Linked DNA regions of Homo sapiens: region 2 is linked to region 1. The links are chromatin contacts, found by Hi-C or POLR2A ChIA-PET in ENCODE. All regions are on one chromosome and are shown on one strand. Each heading gives the region's core, a stretch centred on a gene start or an enhancer-like site at or near the end of the contact. The rest is flanking DNA. Distances are from core to core; before and after follow the strand shown. Region 1 holds the start of PRKRIP1 (PRKR interacting protein 1). Region 2 holds the start of FAM185A (family with sequence similarity 185 member A).

Region 1 (4,837 bases), core at 769-3,268:
CCCGGAAGGCGGAGGTTGCAGTGAGCCGAGATGGTGTCACTGCACTACAGCCTGGGTGACAGAGTGAGACTCTGTCTCCAAAAGAAAAACAAAAACAAAAACAAAAACAAAAAAAACCGCAATACTGCAGGAGAAAATTCTATAGTGCCAAACCATAAGCAACTATAGCCCTTAAGCTAAATTTACCAATGTCAAATGAAAAACAAATAAAAGCAACTATATCCCCGTCATTGTAAAAGCAAAACACGAACATGTGAACACACATTTCCCCTCATCAGAGATTTAACAAATACCAACTACAGGATTTTTATAGCTACCTTTTTTTTTTCTTTTTGAGACAGAATGTCGCTCTGTTGCCCAGGATGGAGTGCAGTGGCGCCATCTCGGCTCACTGCAAGCTCCGCCTCCTGGGTTCACGCCATTCTCCTGCCTCAGCCTCCCAAGTAGCTGGGACTACAGGTGCCTGCCACCACGCCCGGCTAATTTTTTTTGTATTTTTAGTAGAGACGGGGTTTCACCGTGTTAGCCAGGATGGTCTCGATCTCCTGACCTCATGATCCGCCCGCCTCGGCCTCCCAAAGTGCTGGGATTAGAGGCATGAGCCACCACGCCCAGCCTATAGCTACCTTAAAAAATTATATTTACACACACACACACACACACACACACACACAGCCATTACCCATGACATCTCGGACAAATTCTGGGGGAGGTCGAGGTGCCCATTCACTCATTTTCTCTGGAATTGGAACTGCTTTGTCCTGCAACATTTAAACATGAAAGCATTTAAGTATAAACCTGTTGACAAAATTATATATCTCCCTCTCTTTTTTTAGAGACAGGTTCTTGCTCTGTTCCTCAGGCTGGAGTGCAGTGGTGCAATCAGAGCTCACTGCAGCCTTGAACTCCTGGGCTCAAGTGATCCTCCCGGTTCAGTCTCCAGAATAGTTAGGACTCTCAGGCGTACACCACCACACCAGGCAATTTTTTTATTTTTGTAAAGACAGGGACCCACTATGTTGCCCAGGCTGGTCTTGAACTCCTTCCTGGCCTCGGACCATCCTCCCGCCTGGCCTCCCAAAGCGCTGAAATTACAGGCAGGGGCCACAGCACCCAGCCCAAGTTACATCTCTTAAGACCAAAGAATTTTAATTGACTAATGAAGCAGGACTGCTTTGCTACTTGGACACAGAGCTGATTTTGTGTTCTTCCCTCTGTCGTGGCTTTTTTCATCCTATGTACTCTTGGGTATAACACAGTCCACACCTTCCCAGGGCTACGCTTTCCAGAGCAGAACTGAAAAACCTAAGCCATAGTTTCCAGCTAGAAACCGCCAACTTTAACACTACTAGATAAGAAGAGTCAAGCTTTTCTAGTTAAAGGTATAAAGGACGTTCCCGTTCAATTGTTTTTATGATTGAGGGGACCGAGGCCCAGAGGGGGTGTGAGCGGGAGAGGAGTGACCAGCTCCAAACGTCTCGGCCACTGTCTCTCTAACGATCAGTGTTGTTTAGAGTATACCCTTTTGCTAACCCACAAATTCTACCTTTTCAGTCTAACGCTTTTTGTTCACAGAAAGTTAAACCAGAAGGGGTCTTGGAGCACGGGAAGCCGCTCCACCGTGCTTTGATTCAAGCTGGGCTCTCACACAAGGACAGACGGGAAGTTCACTATCTCCGGGACAGCCTCCTTCTCCTCCTCCTCCCCAAAGACTGCTCTTGGAGGGTCGGATACTGAGTTTCTGAGTTTGGAGGCGGGGAAGGTGGACCTGCGGGAACCCTGAAGCGCTGCAGAGGAAGGGGGTGGGCCTCGGACGGGCCGTGGAGCCTGGGCCTCGTCTCACCGGGTTCTTCATGAGCCGCTCCAGCTTGAGCTTCTGCTCCTCCGCCGCATTCTTGGGGATGACGAGCGTCTGCGGCTCTTTCTTGGGCCTCGGTGGTCGCACCGAGGAGGCGGCTGGGCTAGCCATGGCAGCCTTCCAGTTTCACAAGCGAGCGGCGGCGTCGGCGCGCAAGTATGACGACACAGCCGCGCGCCGGCGACGCATACGCAGTCTCCGCAGAGGGGAACGGAGGCGGGGTTGCAAGGCGCAAGCAGCCTGCTGAATATTCATGAGCCTGAGGCTGGCGTGGGTTATTGTGTTCAAAGCTGCGGGGTTTCATTTCCTGTTCCTGAACAACAAATCAGTGCAGCTAGATGCTCACGTCCCTGAAGGGGAGGTGGCCCTCCGTGCCTGAGTAGCCTGGCCCTAGCCGACCTCTCCAGTCCCCGCGGGCGTCTTCGTGCCACCGAGCAGCCCCGCTGATGCTCTCGGCACCTCCTCCCCGTCGGCTCTCCTCGCCTCCCGGCTTTGTCCGGGCACTTCCTTGGATCTGGTGCCCCCTCCTCCATTTCTGACAATCTCCTGTTTACATAAGACAGCGCAAACATGTCACTGAGCTTCCTGAAGACTGGGACATTCCTCCTTTGTCCGCCTTGAATTACTCTATACCTGGCCCCCCGCAAATACACCTCTGCCAATGAATGACCGTCTCGTAGTGTGAGGCACAGTAATAAACCTAAGGAACCATGTCTGCTCATTCTGCTTGCGAGCAGGATTTCACAAAGGCCGTGACTCGGTGACTGAGCGCAGCCCTCTCCAATAACGCCCTGAACAATAAGCTGGGAAGAGCGAGAGAGAACACAGGTTTCCACCTCTCTTGCCTGAACACTGCATTTTTAGAAAAGACAAGTTCAATGATCCTAGCCCCTGCCTCTTCCTGTACATAATCTCTGACGGGATTAATGATTATGCTTCTATAACTTTTTTTTTTTTTTTAGAGACAGGGTCTCGCTTGGTTGCCCAGGCTGGAGTGCAGGGGCTCGATCATAGGTCACTGCTGCCTTGAACTCCCGGGTTCAGGCACTCCTCCCACCTCAGCCTCCTGAGTAGCTGAGACTACAGGCGCATGCCACCACACCCAGTTAATTTTTTATTTTTATTTTTTGCAGAGACAAGGTGTTGCTGTGATGCCCAGGCTGGTCTTGAACTCCTGGGCTCAAGCGATCCTCCTGCCTGGGCCTCCGAAAGTGCTGAAATTATAGGTGTTAAGTCACCATGCCCAGCCAAGCCTCTGTAATCTGTAACTAGATAATACCCTCACACACAGCCTTGATGAAATTTTGCTCTATTGTTAACTTCTGAGCACATTAGATATAACTTTTTTTTTTTTTTTTTGAGACAGAGTCTCACTCTGTCCCCCAGGCTAGAGCTCAGTGATGCAATCTCGGCTGACTGCAGCCTCTGCCTCCCAGGTTCAAGTGATCCTCCTGCTTCAGTCTCCTGAGTAGCTGGGAATACAGGTGCACGCCACCACGCCTGGCTAATTATTGTATTTTTAGTAGAGATGGAGTTTCACCATGTTGGCCAGGCTTGTCTCGAACTCCTGACATCAGGTGATCCACCCGCCTCAGCCTCCCAAAGTGCTGGGATTATAGGCATGAGCCACCACGCCCAGCTTGATATAACTTCTGAGCACATGCAGGGCACCACCAACTGTATATAAATGTTTTTATATAAACTGTATATAAATATAAATATATAAATGTGTGCTGAAACTCTGTTTTGGAGCAGTTTAACAAACTCTGTGAAAGACTTTCCCTGGTTACAGTCCTCAGTAAGATTGCAAAAAACCAACCTTAATTTTTTAAAAGCCTGATTTTTTGTTTAGTTGACATTGAGAAACAGAAAAGGCCCGGCATGGTGGCTCACACGTGTAATCCCAACGTTTTGGGAGGCCGAGATGGGCAGATCACTTGAAGTCAGGAGTTTGAGACCAGCATGGCCAACATGGTGAAACCCCATCTCTATTAAAAATACAAAAATTAGCCAGGTGTGGTGGTGTGTGCCTGTAATCCCAGCTATTCAGGAGGCTGAGACAGGAGAATAGCTTGAAACTGGGAGATGGAGGTTGCTGTGAGCCAAGATCGTGCCACTGCACTCCAGCCTGGGTGACAGAGCAAGACTCTGTGTCTAAAAAAAAGAAAAAGAAAAAGAAAAAAAAATTAGAGAGAGAAAGAGAAAGAGAAAAGCTGTTGCTCACATACATTTGGTGTTACAGACCATAGGCTGTTTGGCTCCCCTTGTAATGAAACTTAACAGGGATCCAAGCAGATTTCCCAGACAAGGCATTTATTTCAGAGCTTGTGCTTGAGTGCAGGGAAGACAATGGAAGCAGAAGTGAAGGGATCCTCCAGCTGACTTGTGGAAGAGCCAGTGGGGAATTTTTTTTTTTTTTGTGAGACAGAGTGTTGCTCTGTCGCCAGGCTGGAGTGCAGTGGTGCGAACTCAGCTCACTGCACCTCCGTTTCCCAGGTTCAAGCAATTCTCCTGCCTCAGCCTCCCGAGTAGCTGGGACTACAGGTGCACGCCACCACGCCCGGCTAATTTTTTGTCTTTTAGTAGAGACAGGGTTTCACCATGTTGGCCAGGATGGTCTCAATCTCCTGACCTCATGGTTCGCCCGCCTCGGCCTCCCAAAGTGCTGGGATTACAGGCATAAGCCACTGCGCCTGGCTGGGAATTTTTTTTATTAGGCAAAGCATGGGAATTGACATCAGGGGTAGGGTATGCAGGCTGGGCTGGGCAAAGCACGTGAGGGTATGCAGGTCGCATATCTGGTTTTGAGGGTATGCAGGTCGCATATCTGGTTGCGATGGTTATCTTAAGTAATGAGTCACCTGGTAGTCTGGCTGGTGGCAACAAGGGTGTCAATCAATTGTTCAGCATTCCTTCCCGAGGTGGGACACTCCGCAAGCTTCATTTGATATTTGGATCTCCTAAGGCCAGTCTCTGGAA
Region 2 (4,837 bases), core at 2,185-4,684, 350 kb before region 1:
GAGTGTGGTGGTGCATGCCTGTAATCCCAGCTACTTGGGAGGCTGAGGCAGGAGAATTGCTTGTACCAGGGAGTCAGAGGTTGCAGTGAGCTGAGATTGCACCACTGCACTCCAGCCTGGTGACAGAGTAAGACTCCATCTCAAAAAAAAAAAAAAAAATTTTAATTACAAAACAAGATGAATCATATGTTACTTTGCACAAATAACTACTTAATCCTTAAGTAATGAGCTACCTGGTACATTAAAAATGTGATTAAAGTCATCTAATATTTAAGCACATTTATAGTGCATAAAGATTCTTCCTTACTCTTTAATAAAATGGAAGAAAATCATTTGTGGAAACTAAAATTTCTTTAGTAAGATTTCAGAATACTAGGAAAATACTATTAGTTTCACTGTACACTTTGAAATTAAATCCAAAAGAAATTTGAGGCAAAACCTCAAAACTGCTATAACCTCTGTACTTTACTAGAACTGATTTCAAGGCAAAATGTTTGCCAAGGACTTTCTGAGAGATGAATGAATGACAATGTTCTGAAAAACAGAAGAATCTCTTGAGTTTGATAGTACGATTCATAGCTTAAGGCTTTTAAAAAAATAATAGTGAAATAAAATTAGAAAAATGCTATACCTTAACAGACTGCAAGATACTAGTCCCATGCTCTGTTTCAATTTTGCAATTATCACCCTCAATACTTTGAACTTTTACACAGCCAGACCCTGATGACTTGATATCTAAACCTAGAAGTAAAAAAAGAAAAAAGCAAGTTAGTACTGCAGTTTATAAGCTCCAAAGCATTTTAACCTAGAAACCCAACTCCTCAGTTATGTCCGTAATATTGCTGAATCCTGGAAAGTGCATACTGTAAAGGTAAGGGGTCTTCTACCACAGCAACGGGACCAAAAACAATAGCCTTTCTGCCCGTTTTTAGAAACAGAGCAGTTATTTCTACTGGCCTAAATCACCTAAAGAGAACTAACATAGATGGGAAGTAAAGGAGACTACGATTCTGTTAAGTACTCCTGTGAAAGACTGTAGAAGCCTCTTCCCCAGTATATATGATCATGACTTAGGTTTTCAAATCCTATGTCTAACCTTTCATACTTAAAAAATGAAAATATTACCATGCAACTATATCACAGGTATTTGAAGTAATTTTTTAAAAATGGGAACAACTTTGAAAAAGCTAATATATACTATTAAAACTACAAGATTAGGCCATGAGCAGTGGCTCATGCCTGTAATACCAGCACTTTGGGAGGCCGAGGAAGGAGGATTGCTTGAAGCCCAGGAGTTCAAGACCAGCCTGGACAATGTAGCAAAACTCCATTTCTACAAAAAAACAAAAACATTAGCCGGGCATGGTAGCATGCACCTGTAGTCCCAGCTACTCAGGAGGTGGAGGCGAGAAGATTGCTTAAAACCGTGAAGTCAAGACTGCAGTGGGCCATGATTGTGCACCTGTACTCCAGCCTGCGTGGCAGAGTGAGTGAGATGCAGTCTCAAAAAAAACCAAAACAAACAAACAAAAAACCCCACAAGATTGTGGACAAATGGCAGTGGTATATGAAGCAAGTTTGGAAAATAAGGAATTACAAATGCCATCCTTGGCTGTCTATTTAAGATGTAACTGCAGGCATCTCTGTATACAAATTTTAAAAATTAAAAACGCTGATATTTAATTTGGAATTAACATAAATATTGATGATTTCTCTTAAAGTAGGCAAGACCCGCCCCCCCACTTGATTCCTGAAACCACAAATAGTACCAAATCCTATATATTCTATGTTTTTTCCTGTATACATATCAATGATCAAGTTTAATTTATAAACTAGGCATAGTAAGAGATGAACAATAATAACAAATACAGCAATTATAACAATATACTGTAATAAAAGTTATATTACTGTGATCTGTCAAAATATCTTAATATTTTCCTACAACAGCTGAGGCAGGTAACAAACTGAGACAGCCAAACGGTGGATAAGGGAGGACTACGGCATCTACTATTTGGGCAACTCTAAGCATTATAAAAGATGATCTTAAAAATGCTAAATGCTATTATTATTACTATCATCATCATCATCAATATCTTCCATCAGTCCCAGGAAGAATGACAGTCTGGGGAGCCCTTCCTAGAAAAGTGTGTGTACACAGTGGCTTGCCATTTAGGAAAAGCTAAGAAAGGTATCTTGCAGGCATTATTATTGAAGCTTCCTAGGCAGGCTTACCATGTGTTTTTCTTCAAAGCTTGCTACTCATGGAAAACTTAGGCCAAAAAGAATGGAAATATAACAGTAAGAAGCTGGGCGCCCGTCTAAAACCAAATACTCAAACCAGGTGATACCCGGAACATCCTATTGACAGGGCTGTTTTGGGACAGACCCCCAGGCTGTGAGCAAGATGAAATGTAGATGGACTGCCATACCATTGAATGAATTGTCAAGAAACTTCAACCTTGAAAAATAAGCCAGTTTGCTAATGACAACGGGATAAAGGAGAACACAAGCGGCTCCAGAAATAGAATTTGACCTGGATTATACCAAATCATGTTTCCATTCGATGTATAAAATTTCTATAATTGGGAACCTAATTTTTAAATACTACTCGGACACTCAAGAACAGAACAGAGGAAAAGGTGCATTTCCGAAGGGGCCAACTGTAAATTAGGTTTAGAGAGCCAGGACCAATTAAAAGTGCACGTCGACCACATTTATTAAGTTCACTGTGCGTTCCCTGGGACCCAAACCCGTTTTCACTTCACTTCACTTGCCAAACTTCAGGGGCGCGTTCACCTCCACGGACGCCTGGGGGTGGATAGTATCAGACACAATGGCCATCTCCTCCAGATCCTCGTCGTACTTCACCTGCAGGCCGTCCAGGCCCCGCACGCCGCCCTCCACGCCGCACACCGCGACCAGCACGCGGTCGCCATCCGGGTAGGTGAGGGGGTCCAGGGGCCTCACGGCCAGGTGGCACGGGAGCCGCGCCCGCAGCCGACCAAACGGGCTCACCTGCAGTGTCCACTCCTTCAGAGTTCGGCGCCCCGGGCCAGGCGGAGGGACCTCAGTCTCCGATCCGGGCCAGCGCTCGCTCCCACCTGAGCTGTACGGCCTGGCTTGGCAAGCCCAGCAAGCCCAGCGCCCAGCGCCAGCCCACAGTCGGACCTGACGGAGACAGAGACGGAAGCAGCCAAGCTCCCAACCTGAGCAGGGGGCAAGCATGGCGCGCCTCTCTCGCCAGTCCTCAGAACACTTCAGCCACAGGGAGGGTCACTTGCCACGGCCAATCGACTTGGCCACTGTGCCGCCTCAAGTCAAATAGGAGACGTAAGTCAGGGTTTGCTGAAACAAGAGCGAGCCGGTTGGCTTGACTAGGCGTTCTAAACATCAGCCGCGCAATCCCCAGGGGCAAGTTGGGATTTGAAAGCTCTAAACTCTGACCTGGACCCCTTGCCTAAGTCCACCCCCTTTCGCTAAGGCCGACGGGATAGGTAGTTCTAAGTCGCAGAGCTCTGCCTCTTAGAAACCACATTTCCCAGGAGGCAATGCGCAGGGGAGCACGGGTAAGAGGGTAGGTGTTAGAATCGCTGGAAAGGCGGGCGCCCTTTGTCTCAAGACCATTGGCTATTGGAGGGGCGGTACATGGGAGTCCACTGGCCAATGGGAAGCACGGAAGGGGCAACGCGGGTAAAGCTGCGTGGTCACCTTGGATACCAAGCACGCGACTTCTTGGTTGGAGAGGGTGGAGCTTTGGAGTGAGACCCAGGACGCCAAATCCCAAAGAGAAAAATAGGAGCCTAAATAAGGATCAGGACCAAGGGAAGGGGTAAGAAACTGCGCTTTTTAAGATGACAACTAGGTGCAAACTAGGAGTAACCTCTGTGGATGTCAACATCCAAGCTTCACTAACTTAGTGAGGGCATCTCCAGGGCATGGAGAATGCCTTGGTAAGAAAGTAAAGAGCAAGATTGGTGCTTTTTGAGGGAATTGCCTCTTTGGAAGTGTATTCCCTCCTATATTCCAAATATAGGAATAGAGTACTTGCTCCGTCCTGACCCTAAGTGACCTTACTTTGGGTTTTAATTTGCTCACTTTAAAAATGTAGATAATAATACCTTCCTTGCCTTGCCTCAAAGGGTTTTTGTAAGGATCAAGTAAGAAAATGGATGGGACCGTGGTGCACAGTCTACAAAATTACCGTGTAAAGAACTGTATTTTTATTTCAACGTACTTAACATTGATTCTGAGTTACCAAGAAAATTATGAGAGATCAGAACTTGTTTTGAGAATAGCATTGATCTCTTTGACTACAAATGATCCTCAGTTTTAGAGTGAAAAAAAAAAAAAAGACACAAAAAAGAGAGTCACCATGGTGCGGTGGAAAGAGCAGGGACAAGGGTCAGGTTATTTTCCTGGCTCTGCCACTGCTTCATCTGTGTCACCTAGACCTGTTTCTTTAGTTTTAAAATGAAGAAAGATGGTTCTAAATGACCCTATAAGGGGTGTGTGTGTGTGTGTGTGTGTGTGTGTGTGTGTGTTTACCTTTTATAATTCTATAGGCAGTAAAATAATGGGAACAGAAAGATTTATTTTCTTCTTTTTTCTTTTTTTCTTCTTTCCTGCCTGGTTTCTCTCTCCCCCTCTGTGCCCCTACTTCCTCCTAAAATGTATTCCCTAAATTATTTAGCCAAGACACCTGCAAACACTAACATTTCATAAAATGCAAGTGCCTTAAAAAATAGAAGCCCTTACCCAAGTACAATGACCAGAATTCTTGGGGCTATCGTGATAGATAGACTGGGCTAAAGTTCTCATGGGTACAAGTCTCAGGTTC

The links. Hi-C counts contacts between places; a loop is a spot of excess contacts on that map. ChIA-PET counts read pairs that join two places held with the same protein, here RNA polymerase II (POLR2A). Pooled maps may share reads with other maps.
Region 2: a loop to region 1 is called in a map of CD4-positive, alpha-beta memory T cell, with 10 times the contacts of the local background. The contact joins the promoter of FAM185A here to the promoter of PRKRIP1 in region 1. A Hi-C loop is called at or near these places in 1 of 168 maps with a recorded cell type or tissue (CD4-positive, alpha-beta memory T cell) and 6 of 50 pooled maps. POLR2A ChIA-PET finds 5 or more read pairs at or near these places in 1 of 52 experiments (CD8-positive, alpha-beta memory T cell).

Annotation. Positions count from the first base shown.
Region 1 is chr7:102,393,544-102,398,380 of GRCh38, reverse strand. It overlaps PRKRIP1 (PRKR interacting protein 1), which reads right to left and starts at 2,018. Exons shown (of 6, transcript NM_024653.4): 1 at 1,844-2,018; 2 at 683-761. The coding sequence starts at 1,969. It overlaps LOC100630923 (LOC100289561-PRKRIP1 readthrough), which reads right to left. Exons shown (of 9, transcript NR_038967.1): 5 at 683-761. RefSeq lists enhancers at 1,500-2,041, 1,823-2,062 and a silencer at 2,083-2,162.
Region 2 is chr7:102,747,596-102,752,432 of GRCh38, reverse strand. FAM185A (family with sequence similarity 185 member A) reads right to left here and starts at 3,434. Exons shown (of 8, transcript NM_001145268.2): 1 at 2,775-3,434; 2 at 632-741. The coding sequence starts at 3,225. It also overlaps the pseudogene RASA4DP. RefSeq lists silencers at 3,445-3,614, 3,655-3,744 and an enhancer at 3,417-3,711.